Regions from separate parts of the Homo sapiens genome. Here region 2 is linked to region 1. A link is an interaction called in ENCODE POLR2A ChIA-PET data of the cell type or tissue named here. Cell type or tissue: OCI-LY7. All regions are shown on one strand. Links, peaks and the distances in the headings refer to the core of each region. The heading gives the core; the rest is flanking DNA.

What was found. Peaks named below come from ENCODE experiments on the same cell type or tissue, not always from the same donor. Only the 100,000 strongest peaks of a DNase experiment are listed, where the experiment ranks them.
Region 2: POLR2A ChIA-PET joins it to region 1 with 10 read pairs; 2 of 35 experiments call an interaction of 5 or more read pairs at or near these places.

What each region holds. Positions count from the first base shown.
Region 1 is chr22:18,160,348-18,165,720 of GRCh38, forward strand. It overlaps USP18 (ubiquitin specific peptidase 18), which reads left to right. Exons shown (of 11, transcript NM_017414.4): 4 at 1,443-1,588. Among named protein-coding and RNA genes, the nearest start is that of USP18, 13 kb to the left of the region's middle. RefSeq lists enhancers at 4,661-5,350, 5,351-5,373. In OCI-LY7, for the core only: no CTCF peak of the experiment used is centred there; no DNase peak of the experiment used is centred there.
Region 2 is chr22:17,273,237-17,278,609 of GRCh38, forward strand. No RefSeq gene overlaps it. Among named protein-coding and RNA genes, the nearest start is that of CECR3, 9.2 kb to the left of the region's middle. In OCI-LY7, for the core only: no CTCF peak of the experiment used is centred there; a DNase peak (open chromatin) is centred at 2,305.

The DNA.
Region 1 (5,373 bases), core at 110-5,109:
CAGGCTGGAGTGCAGTGGCATGATCTTGGCTCACTGCAAGTTCTGCCTCCCGGGTTCAAGCGATTCTCCTGCTTCAGTCTCCCGAGTAGCTGGGACTAGCCCGCCACCATGCCTGGCTAATTTTTTTTGTATTTTTAGTAGAGACGGGGTTTCACCGTGTTAGCCAGGAAGGTCTCGATCTCCTGACCTCGTGATCCACCCACCTCAGCTTCCCAAAGTGCTGGAATTATAGGCGTAAGCCACTGCACCTGGCCTGTATTATTTCATTTTTAATATATTCAGTTATTCACAGTGACTTGGACTTTTTGAGATCTTCTCTCAAAAGCTGGCAGAGGAAAGATTGGCTTCTGCATATTCTGGCCTACACATTATTTCTAAAACTTCTTAGGTTGGTCTGGGGTGCGACCCAAGTATTGGTACTTTTTTTTTTTTTTTTTTTTTGAGATGAAGCCTCACTCTGTCCCCAGGCTGGAGTGCGACGGTGCAATCTCGGCTCACTGGAACCTCCGCCTCCCGGGTTCAAGGGATTCTCCTGCCTCAGCCTCTCAAGTAGCTGGGATTACAGGCGCCCGCCACCACACCTGGCTAATTTTTGTATGTTTAGTAGATATGAGTTTTCACCATGTTGGCCAGGCTGGTCTCAATTTCCTGACCTCAGGTGATTTGCCCACCTCAGCTTCCCAAAGTTCTGGGATTACAGGCATGAGCCACTGCGCCCGGCCAGGTATTGGTACTTTTTTAAAGCCCTCTTTGGGTGATTTTAAATGCGGCCAGGATTGACAGCCACTGACTTGGTTAAAAGACAGAGTTGGGACTAGACCAAAGTCGGAGAAGGAGTAAGTCAGTGGGGAGTACACACCCCTCCTTCCACCAACACTCACACAATGCACTCTCTCCCTCTGTCTCTCTCTATCACTCCTTTTCTGCCCTGTGCTCTCTCCTTTTTCCCATCCGAAAAATGCCTGTGATTAAATGAATCATTGCCAAACCACACGGACAGCCTTTCATGTTGCCTTTCTTCCCAGGACCTAACCCAGCATGTGCCTCTGCAGTCTGGAGAGCTTTAGGCTGGACATTTTGCTGCTTGCCCGAGATGTGGAGCCAGGACCTCGTGCATCTGCCGTCTGCTCTAGCACGATTGCTGGGCAGGGTGCAGAGGGGCCAAGGCAGCAGTCATGCTGATCCCCCTCTCTAGAGGGTCCCCTGTAGAGCAGATTCACTCACATGGTGCTTCTCAACCTTGACCACACATTGAAATAATCTGAGGAACTGAAAAATTCTGATAACTGCCCGCGCCCCGCCCCCCGGACCCAGAATTCTGGTTTAATTTGTATGGGAGTGGCCTGGATATGAAGATTTAAAATTTCTCCCAGGTGATTCCAGTGTGCACCTAGCTTTGAGAACTACATGTAAGGAGGTTTCTGGCTGTTCTTGTGTGGCAGGATCACGGTGCCCAGGGGAGCTGACGAGCAGAGGAGAAGCGTCCCTTTCCAGATGCTTCTGCTGCTGGAGAAGATGCAGGACAGCCGGCAGAAAGCAGTGCGGCCCCTGGAGCTGGCCTACTGCCTGCAGAAGTGCAACGTGCCCTGTAAGATACCCTCCCACTGGGCTCCTGGCTGCTGATCCAAAGGGGATGGGAAGCTTAGAGAGTGAAGAGAGGAACTAACGGGCAGTGAAGCAACAAGAAGCAAGTTAGGTAGCCTGGACCCCTCAGATTATAGAGACATTTGTGTAAGAGGCACACATCTTTGGAGGTGCAGAATTGATATTATTTATGGACATTTTACTTCCATACCTAACCTTTCTCTGCCTCTCAGTAGAGTAAGTGAAGGCATCTCCTCCAAGCTTATTCCACCACAGTCAGGGAACTGCAGGAAAACAGAATAAAGGAATAAAAAAGAGAAAACATGTTCTACAAAATAATTCACAAATAGGTTAGGTTTTTTTTTTTTTTTTTAGATAGCTATATTGGGTTGTGCATCACATACTGTAAAATTCATCCATTTAAAAACATACAATTCAAAGGTTTGTAGTGTATTCACAGAGTTGTGCCTCCATCATCACAATCTAATTTCATAACATTTTCATCACCCCCAGAAGAAATCCTACACTTACGGGTTTTCCCTTGTGTATAATACATTGCTTTTCTCTTGCTGCTTTCAGAATTCTTTGTCTTTAACTTTTGAAATTGATTATGATGTGTCTTGATGTGGGTTGCTTTAGATCAGTCTTATTGGTGTCCTTTGGGCTTCCTGGATGTGGATTTGTATTTCCTTCCCTGGGTTGGGAAGTTTTCAGTCATTATAGGTATGCGTTGCTTACCAACAGGGATACGTTCTGAAAATGCATCAGAAGGTGAATTTGTCATTGTGTGGACATCATGGAGTGCACTTACACAAATTTAGATGGGACAGCCTACTACACAGCTAGGCTGCATGCTATGGCCACTGTGCTCATGTGGTCTGCCATTGACTGAAATGTTGATCTGCAACTCGTGACTGTTATTTCTTTGGATAAGCTTTCCATCTCTTCTCACTCTCCTCCTTCTGGGACTCTGATAATGCCTATTTTGGTCGGCTTGATGTCCCCTAACTCTCTTAAGATATCTTCACTCTTTTTCATTCTTTTTCATTTTTGCTCCTCTGAATGATTTCCAGTGACCTATCTTCTAGTTTGCTAATCCTTTCTTCTGCTTGATTTAGTCTGTTGAGCTTCTCTTTTGAGCTCTTATTGCAGTTATTGTATTCTTCAGCTCTGTTATTTCTTTTGAACTTTTTTCTGTCTCTTTGCTGAAATTCTTACTTTGTTCATGCATTGCTGTCCTAGACATGGTAAGCATCTTCATGATCATTATTCTGAATTGTCTGTAAGGTAAGTCACTTATCTTCATTTCACCAGGGGCATTTTCTGGAGATTTATCTTGTTCTTTTGCTTGGAACATATTTCTCTGTTTCTTCATTGTTCTTGATTCTCTGTTATTTTCTGTACTTTAGTTAAGAAAAATACCTCTCCCAGGCTGGGCGCGGTGGCTCACGCCTGTAATCCCAGCACTTTGGGAGGCCGAGGTGGGCAGATCATGAGGTCAGGCGATGGAGACCATCCTGGCTAACACGGTGAAACCCTGTCTCTACTAAAAATACAAAAAATTAGCTGGGCGTGGTGGCGGGCGCCTGTAGTCCCAGCTACTCGGGAGGCTGAGGAAGGAGAATGGCGTGAACCCGGGAGGCGGAGCTTGCAGTGAGCCGAGATTGCGCCACTGCACTCCAGCCTGGGCCACAGAGCAAGACTCTGTCTCAGAAAAAAAGAAAAAAAAAAAGAAAAAAGAAAAAAAGAAAAATACCTCTCCCAGTCTTGTCCCACGGGCCTTGTATAAGAGACGAACTTACCAATTAGCCCTGCCGGACACTCGGAGCACCTGTTGACCCTTTGTGTTGTCCAGACTGTCATCTATGTTGTTAGCGGCCCTCAGGAGATTAGAATGTGTCAAGTCCTGTCAGTGCCCTAGACAGGGGAGATAGAAACCAGCCCCTTGAGGTGCAGGTGGAGACGTTGGGGCATTAAATGTGTGTTCCAGTTTATTCTATCCTCAGGGAAAAGCTGGGAGCATGAGTTAATCCGCCACTTGCTCTGCAAAACGCTGGACAGAGGATCTGTGGCAAGTGCCTGCACTCATATTGAAACTGCACACTCCTTCACGCATTGTTTTACTCTTTGTCACCCCCAGGGGCCTAGCGAATGCTGGCTGCTCTCTGCTTAGAGACGGACAGGTTAGTTGGAAGCTTGACGCTATCTGTTGAGCAAACCAGTGGGAGCAGCTGTGGAGGTGCTCACCTGCCTGTTCAGGGTCTCAGAGGAGCACTGGTTTCCTGCTCTGTCAGCTCCCAGATGCATAGAAACCCCAGGGCAGCAGCTGCACTGTGCAGACAAACTCCTTCTAGGGAGAAAGTAGGAGCCGGGCCTTTTTGCCTGTTCACGCTGCACTGGGCCTGGGGGGATGTTCTTTGGTCTCTGTGCCCCTGTGGGACTTACAAATACAGAGCCTTGTCAGCTCCCAAAGCTCGGTGGTCGAGGAGCTAGACCTTCATTTGAGAGGGGTAAATGTGTACTCAATGTGTGAAGTTAGAGACCTGATTTTACCATACAGCAGGGGGTGGGAGAAGGCATGGGACTTGCCCACAGGCCTGTCCAGACTCCTGGAAATCTATTGTTTACCTGCCTCATTGGCTCCAGGTGCAGGCCAGTTATTAATAGAAGCCCATCCCTCGGGCAACAGCTAGGAGAGCCCGCAGACATATCCTTCCAGGGAGAAACTGGAAGCCTGGCATTTCTGCCTGTTTGCTCTGTGCTGAGCACAGCTGCTGGAAGTGCTCACGTGCCCGTTTAAAACTGCCTCTTTGCCCTCTGTGGTCGCAGAGGATTCATAACTGCTGACCCATGTCTGCTCCCAGAGCTAGGTGACCCAGCAGCCAAGCCCTTGAGTGGGAACTGCAAAAGCTGGGGCTGCCTATGTGTGGTCCAAACCCTCCCCTCTCCAGGAGAAAGCTGGGAGTAGGGATTCCTTCCTCACAGTAAGGTACTGTGTCTGGGGTGGGGCTTGTGGTGCGAGTGTGTCTCAGCTTTTCCAACCGGTTGCGATGTGGGTGTTCTCCCCATTGCCCCCTGTGCAGGCCTCTCTCAGCTGGTTTCTGGGTTTCTTTCAGAGGGAGTTGATCTGTGTGTAGATGAGAGTTTTACCGTGTGTCCATGGGAGAAGGGGAGCACCAGGAGCCTCCTTCTCTACCATCTCGCTTGTGTCACCCTCTGTGATTCTTTTTATACATAGTTGAATTTGATTCACTAATATTTTGTTGAGGAATTTTGCATTTATGTTCACGGGAGATACTGGTTTTTAGGTTTTTTTCTTACAATGTCTGTCTGGTTTTGGTGTTAGGATAATGCTGGCCTCAGAGAATGAGTTAGGAAGTGTTCTCTCTGCTTTTGTCCTCTGGAAGAGGTTGTAGGGAATTGGTATAATTTTTCCCATAAATGTTTGGTAGAACCCATCGTTCACTAGTGAACCCATCTGGGTGTAACTGAGTACTCCCATTTTCTAAGAGATAGTTATATTAGTTTTCTTATTACTTTCTTTTCACTTCTCCTCTTCCCATCCCTCACCCCTCACCGCGGCCGTGTTTCCTGTTTCCTGTTAGCCCTTTAGAAATGCAAATATCACCTTTCGCCTACCCCTCTCCAGACATTCCCTGCTGGGCAAAAGGAAGAATCTGTAAATGGAGGTAGGCTGATGGAGGTTTGATTGAGAACGGGCAAGTTCTTCCAGCTGATCTTTCCTGAGACTTGGCAGTAGATTTGCAGCCCAAAGCATACCCACCAGGG
Region 2 (5,373 bases), core at 178-5,177, 890 kb before region 1:
TCTAGATGATTGGGGTGACAAGAACCGATGTTTATCTAACTAGCAAGTGAGAATTTCAGCTTTCTCTAGGTCTGGCTGCCATCTCTCCAAATAAAGGATAGTCCAATGTACCCACAAACAAATAAACGAAACAAAAGAGAAAACACACACCACAAAAACTGCTTTCTTAGAGTTGGTGTCTAATTGTGAACTGAAGTCCACCCTCAAAATAGGAATTTCTGTGGAAGGTACTGTTTTTGTGGTGACTCGAATCCCAGCGTTCTATCTGTAGGTGCACCCTGGTGCAAAACACAGTGCACAGTGGAGTGCTGTAGCTTTCGCGTCTCCAGGGACTTTGACGTCCCTCCCTCTTGCCTTGTTGAAAAATTCAAACTAGAAGAATCCTATGAAATAAAATGCAATTAATAAGCACTCTTTAGGTGTTTAGGGTTGGTTAAAGACAGAAGCCAGGGCCGGACGCGGTGGCTCACACCTGTAATCCCAGCATTTTGGGAGACCAAGGCAGGCAGATCACCTGAGGTCAGGAGTTCGAGACCAGCCTGATCAACATGGAGAAACCCTGTCTCTACTAAAAGCAGAAAATTAGCTGGGCGTGGTGGTGCATGCCTGTAATTCCAGCAACTTGGGAGGCTGAGGCAAGAGAATCACTTGAACCTGGGAGGCGGAGGTTGCGGTGAGCCAAGATCACACCATTGCACTCCAGCCTGGGAAAGACAAGAACAAAACTCTGTCTCGAAAAAAAAAATAGCTGGGCGTGGTGGCGGGAGCCTGCAGTCCCAGCTACTTGGGAGGCTGAGGCAGGAGAATGGTGTGAACCCGGGAGGCAGAGCTTGCAATGAGCTGAGGTTGCGCCACTGTACTCCAGCCTGGGTGACAATGCGAGACTCCGTCTCAAAAAAAAAAAAAAAAAAAAGAAAGAAGCTACTTCTCTGACTGCACAGTTATCTTCTATTTGACAATTTGAGTCAGAACATTTAATCTTCCACTTCAATTATTTACAAAACACTTAAATTATTTTAGTTATTTTCTTTCTTTCTTTTTTTTTTTTTTTTTAGTAGAGACAGGGTTTCACCGTGTTAACCAGGATGGTCTCGATCTCCTGACCAAGGATGGTCTCCATCTCCTGACCTCGTGATCCGCCCACCTCAGCCTCCCAAAGTGCTGGGATTACAGGCATGAGTCACCGCGCCCGGCCTATTTTAGTTATTTTATTAAACTGACACTAGATGTATTATTATTATTATTTTTTTTTCAGATGGAGTTTCACTCTTGCCCAGGCTGGAGTGCAATGGCCCGATCTCAGCTCACTGCAACCTTCGTCTCCCGGGTTCAAGTGATTCTCCTGCCTCAACCTCCCAAGTAGCTGGGATTACAAGCACCCGCCACCATGGCTGGCTAATTTTTGTATTTTTAGTAGAGACCATGTTTCGCCATGCTGGCCAGGCTGGTCTCGAACTCCTGACCTCAGGTGATCTGCCCGCCTCGGCCTCCCAAAGTGCTGGGATTACAGGCATGAGCCACCGTGCCTGACCTCATTATTATTATTATTTCCTTTTATTATTATTATTATTTTTTTATTGAGACAGAGTATTGCCCAGGGTGGAGTGCAGTGGCACAACCTCAGCTCACTGCAACCTTCATCTCCCAGGTTCAAGTGATTCTCCTGCCTCAGCCTCCCCAGTAGCAGGGATTACAGGCATGTGCCACCACACCAAGGTAATTTTTGTATTTTTAGTAGAGACGGGGTTTCACCATATTGGCCAGACTGATCTCGAACTCCTGCCTCAAGTGATCCATCGGCCTTGGCCTCTCAAAGTGCTGGGATTACAGGAGTGAGCCACCGCGCCAGCTATTTTTTTTTTTTTTTTTTTTTGAGACGGAGTCTAGCTCTGTCGCCCAGGCTGGAGTGCAGTAGCACCATCTCAGCTCACTGCAACCTCTGCCTCCTGGGCTCAAGGGATTCTCCTGCCTCAGCCTCCAGAGTAGCTGGGATTACAGGCCAGCACCACCACGCCCAACTAATTTTTGTATTTTTAGTAGAGACGGGGTTTCACTATGTTGGCCAGGATGGTCTCCATCTCTTGACCTCATGATCCACCTGCCTCAGCCTCCCAAAGTGCTGGGATTACAGGCGTGAGCCACTCTGCCCAGCCTTTCTTCCTTTTTTTTTTTTTTTTTTTTCAAGACGGAGTCTCGCTCTGTCGCCCAGGCTGGAGTGCAGTGGTGCGATCTCAGCTCACTGCAACCTCCGCCCCCACGCCGCCCTCCCCGCCCCGCCCCGCCCCGCCCAGGTTAAAGCGCTTCTCCCGCCTCGGCCTCCTGAGTAGCTCGGATTACAGGCACCTGCCATCATGCCTAGCTAATTTTTTTTTTTTTTTTGTATTTTTGTAGCGGCGGGGTTTCACCATGTTGGCCAGGCTGGTCTCTAGCTCCTGACCTCAGGTAATCCGCCCGCCTCGGCCACCCAAAGTGCTGGGACTACAGGACTGAGTCACCGCGCCCGGCCTTATTTTGTCTTGTTTTAGAAAATAAACCAATAGGCCAGGCGCGGTGGCTCATGCCTGTAATCCCAGCACTTTGGGAGGCCGAGGCGGGTGGATCACGAGGTCAGGAGCTCGAGACCAGCCTGACCAACATGGTGAAACCCCATATCTGCTAAAACTACAAAAATTAGCTGGGCATGGTGACACATGCCTGTAATCCCAGCTACTCAGGAGGTTGAGGCAGGAGAATTGCTTGAACCCGGGAGGCAGATGTTGCAGTGAGCCGAGATCATGCCACTGTACTCCAGCCTGGGTGACAAAGCGAGACTCCGTCTCAAAAAAAAAAAAAAAAAAAAAAAAAAAAAGAAAGGAAGAAAGAAAGAAGATAAACCAATACAATAATACAATAGCTGGGTGCAGTGGCGCATGCCTGTAATCCCAGGACTTTGGGAGGCCGAGATGGGTGGATCACTTGAGGTCAGGAGTTCGAGACCGGCCTGGCCAAATTGGTGAAACCCGGTCTCTACTAAAAACACAAAAATTGGCTGGGCATGGTGGCACGCGTATGTAGTCCTAGCTACTCTGGAGGCTGAGACAGGAGAATCACTTGAACCCCAGAGGAGGAGATTGCAGTGAGCCGAGACATGCAACTGCTCTCTAGCCTGGATGACAGAGCGAATTCCGTCTCAAAAAAGAAAAGAGAAGAGGGGAGGGGAGGGGAGGAGAAGGGAGGGGAGAAAAGAAGAGAAGAGAAAAGAAAAGAAACCAGTAGTCTACCAGGCACAGCAGCTCATGCTTGTAATCCCAGCACTTTGGGAGGCTGAGGCGGGAAGATCACGAGGTCAGGAGTTTGAGACCAGCCTGGCCAACATGGTGAAACCTCATGTCTACTAAAAATACAAAAATTAGGCAGGCATGGTGGCATGCACCTGTAATTCCCACTACTCAGGAGGCTGAGGCAGGAGAATAGCTTGAACCTAGGAGGTGGAGGTTGAAGTGAGCCGAGATGGTGCCACTGCACTCCAGTCTGGGACAGAGTGAGACTCTGTCTCAAAGAAAAAAAAGAAAAGAAAAGAAAAGAAACCGATAGTCAAAACCTTCTGATAATTTTTAAAGATTTGACCATTAATTTTTTTTTTTTTTTTTTGAGACAGAGTCTCACTCCGTTGCCCAGCCTGGAGTGCAGTGCCATGATCTTGGCTCACTGCAACCTCCACCTCCTGGGTTCAAGCGATTCTCCTGCCTTAGCCTCCAGAGTAGCTGGGATTACAGGTATGCACCATCACGCTTGGCTAATTTTTTCTTTTTCTTTTTTTTTTTTTTGAGACAGAATCTCTCTGTGTCACCAGGCTGGAGTGCAGTGGCTCAATCTCGGCTCACTGCAACCTCTGCTTCCTGATTCAAGCAATTCTCCTGCCTCCGCCTCCCCAGTAGCTGGGACTACAGGCACATGCCACCACGCCCAGTTAATTTTTGTATTTTTAGTAGAGACAGGATTTCACCATATTGGCCAGGCTTATCTCAAACTCCCGACCTCAGGTGATCTGCCCGCTTTGGCCTCCCAAAGTGTTGGGATTACAGGCATGAGCCACCGCGCCCGGCCGCTCAGCTAATTTTTGTAGTTTTAGTAGAGACCGGCTTTCACCATGTTGGCGGGGCTGGTCTCAAACTCCTGACCTCTGGTGATCCACCCGCCTCAGCCTCCCAAAATGCTGGGATGATAGGCATGAGCCACCTTGCCTGATCTTGACCGTTAATATTGAACTGGATTTAAAATACCTTTTGTGGCCAGGTACTCATGCCTGTCATCCCAGCACTTTGGGAGGCCAAGGAAGGAGGATTGCTTGAGCCTAGGAGTTCAAGACCACTCTGGACAATAGAGTGAGAACTTGCCTCTACAAAGAAAAAAGAAAAGGCTAGTGTGGTGGAGCAAGCCCATTGTCCCAGCTACTCAGGAGGCTGAAGTGTGAGGATCACCTGAGCCTGGGAGGTTGAGACTGCAGTAAGCCATGATCACCACTGCCTTCCGGCCTAGGCAACAGAGAGAGACCCTGTGTCTAATATATATAGGGGGCTTAGGGAGAAAGAAAGTATTTGCTTTGCTTTCAGGATGTTTGTGTTATATCCCATTCCCAGGCCGAGCACCATCAGGGGAGGGGAGGGACTGGAAGAAAGAAGGCACTGTTTAGAGAATGCTTTTCAGAGAAACCCCAAATGTATTTTTATTTGTTTTAATTATTCAAAACAAGAGTGCACTGTGGGCTGGGCGCGGTGGCTTACGCCTGTAATCCCAGCAATTTGGGAGGCTGAAGCAGGTGGATCACCTGAGGCCAGGAGTTCGAGACCAGCCTGGCCAACATGGTGATTTTATATATATATGTATATATACATATCCTTTGGGAAAATATTAATTTAAAAACCACAATGCACTCTTTTTTTTTTTTTCTTGAGACGGAGTCTCACTCTGTCGCCCAGGCTGGAGTGCAATGGCGTGATCTCAGCTCACTGCAATCTCTGCCTCTTGGGTTCAAGTGATTCTCCTGCCTCAGCCTCCCAAGTAGCTGGAAGTACAGGTGCCCACCACCATGCCAGGCTGATTTTTTTTTTTTTAATTTTTAGTAGAGACAAGGTTTCACTATGTTGGCCAGGCAGGTCTGGAACTCCTAACCTCATGATCGGCCTGCTTGGCTTCCCAAAGTGCTGGGATTACAGGCGTGAGCCACTGCACCCGGCCCGGCCCTTTTTTGTTTTTTTGAGACAGAGTCTCGCTCTGTCACCAAGGCTGGAGTGCAGTGGCGCAATCTTGGCTCACTGTAGCTTCCACCTTCTGGGTTCAAACAATTCTTCTGCCTCAGTAGGAGGCAGGAGATCCTGAGTAGCTGGGATTATA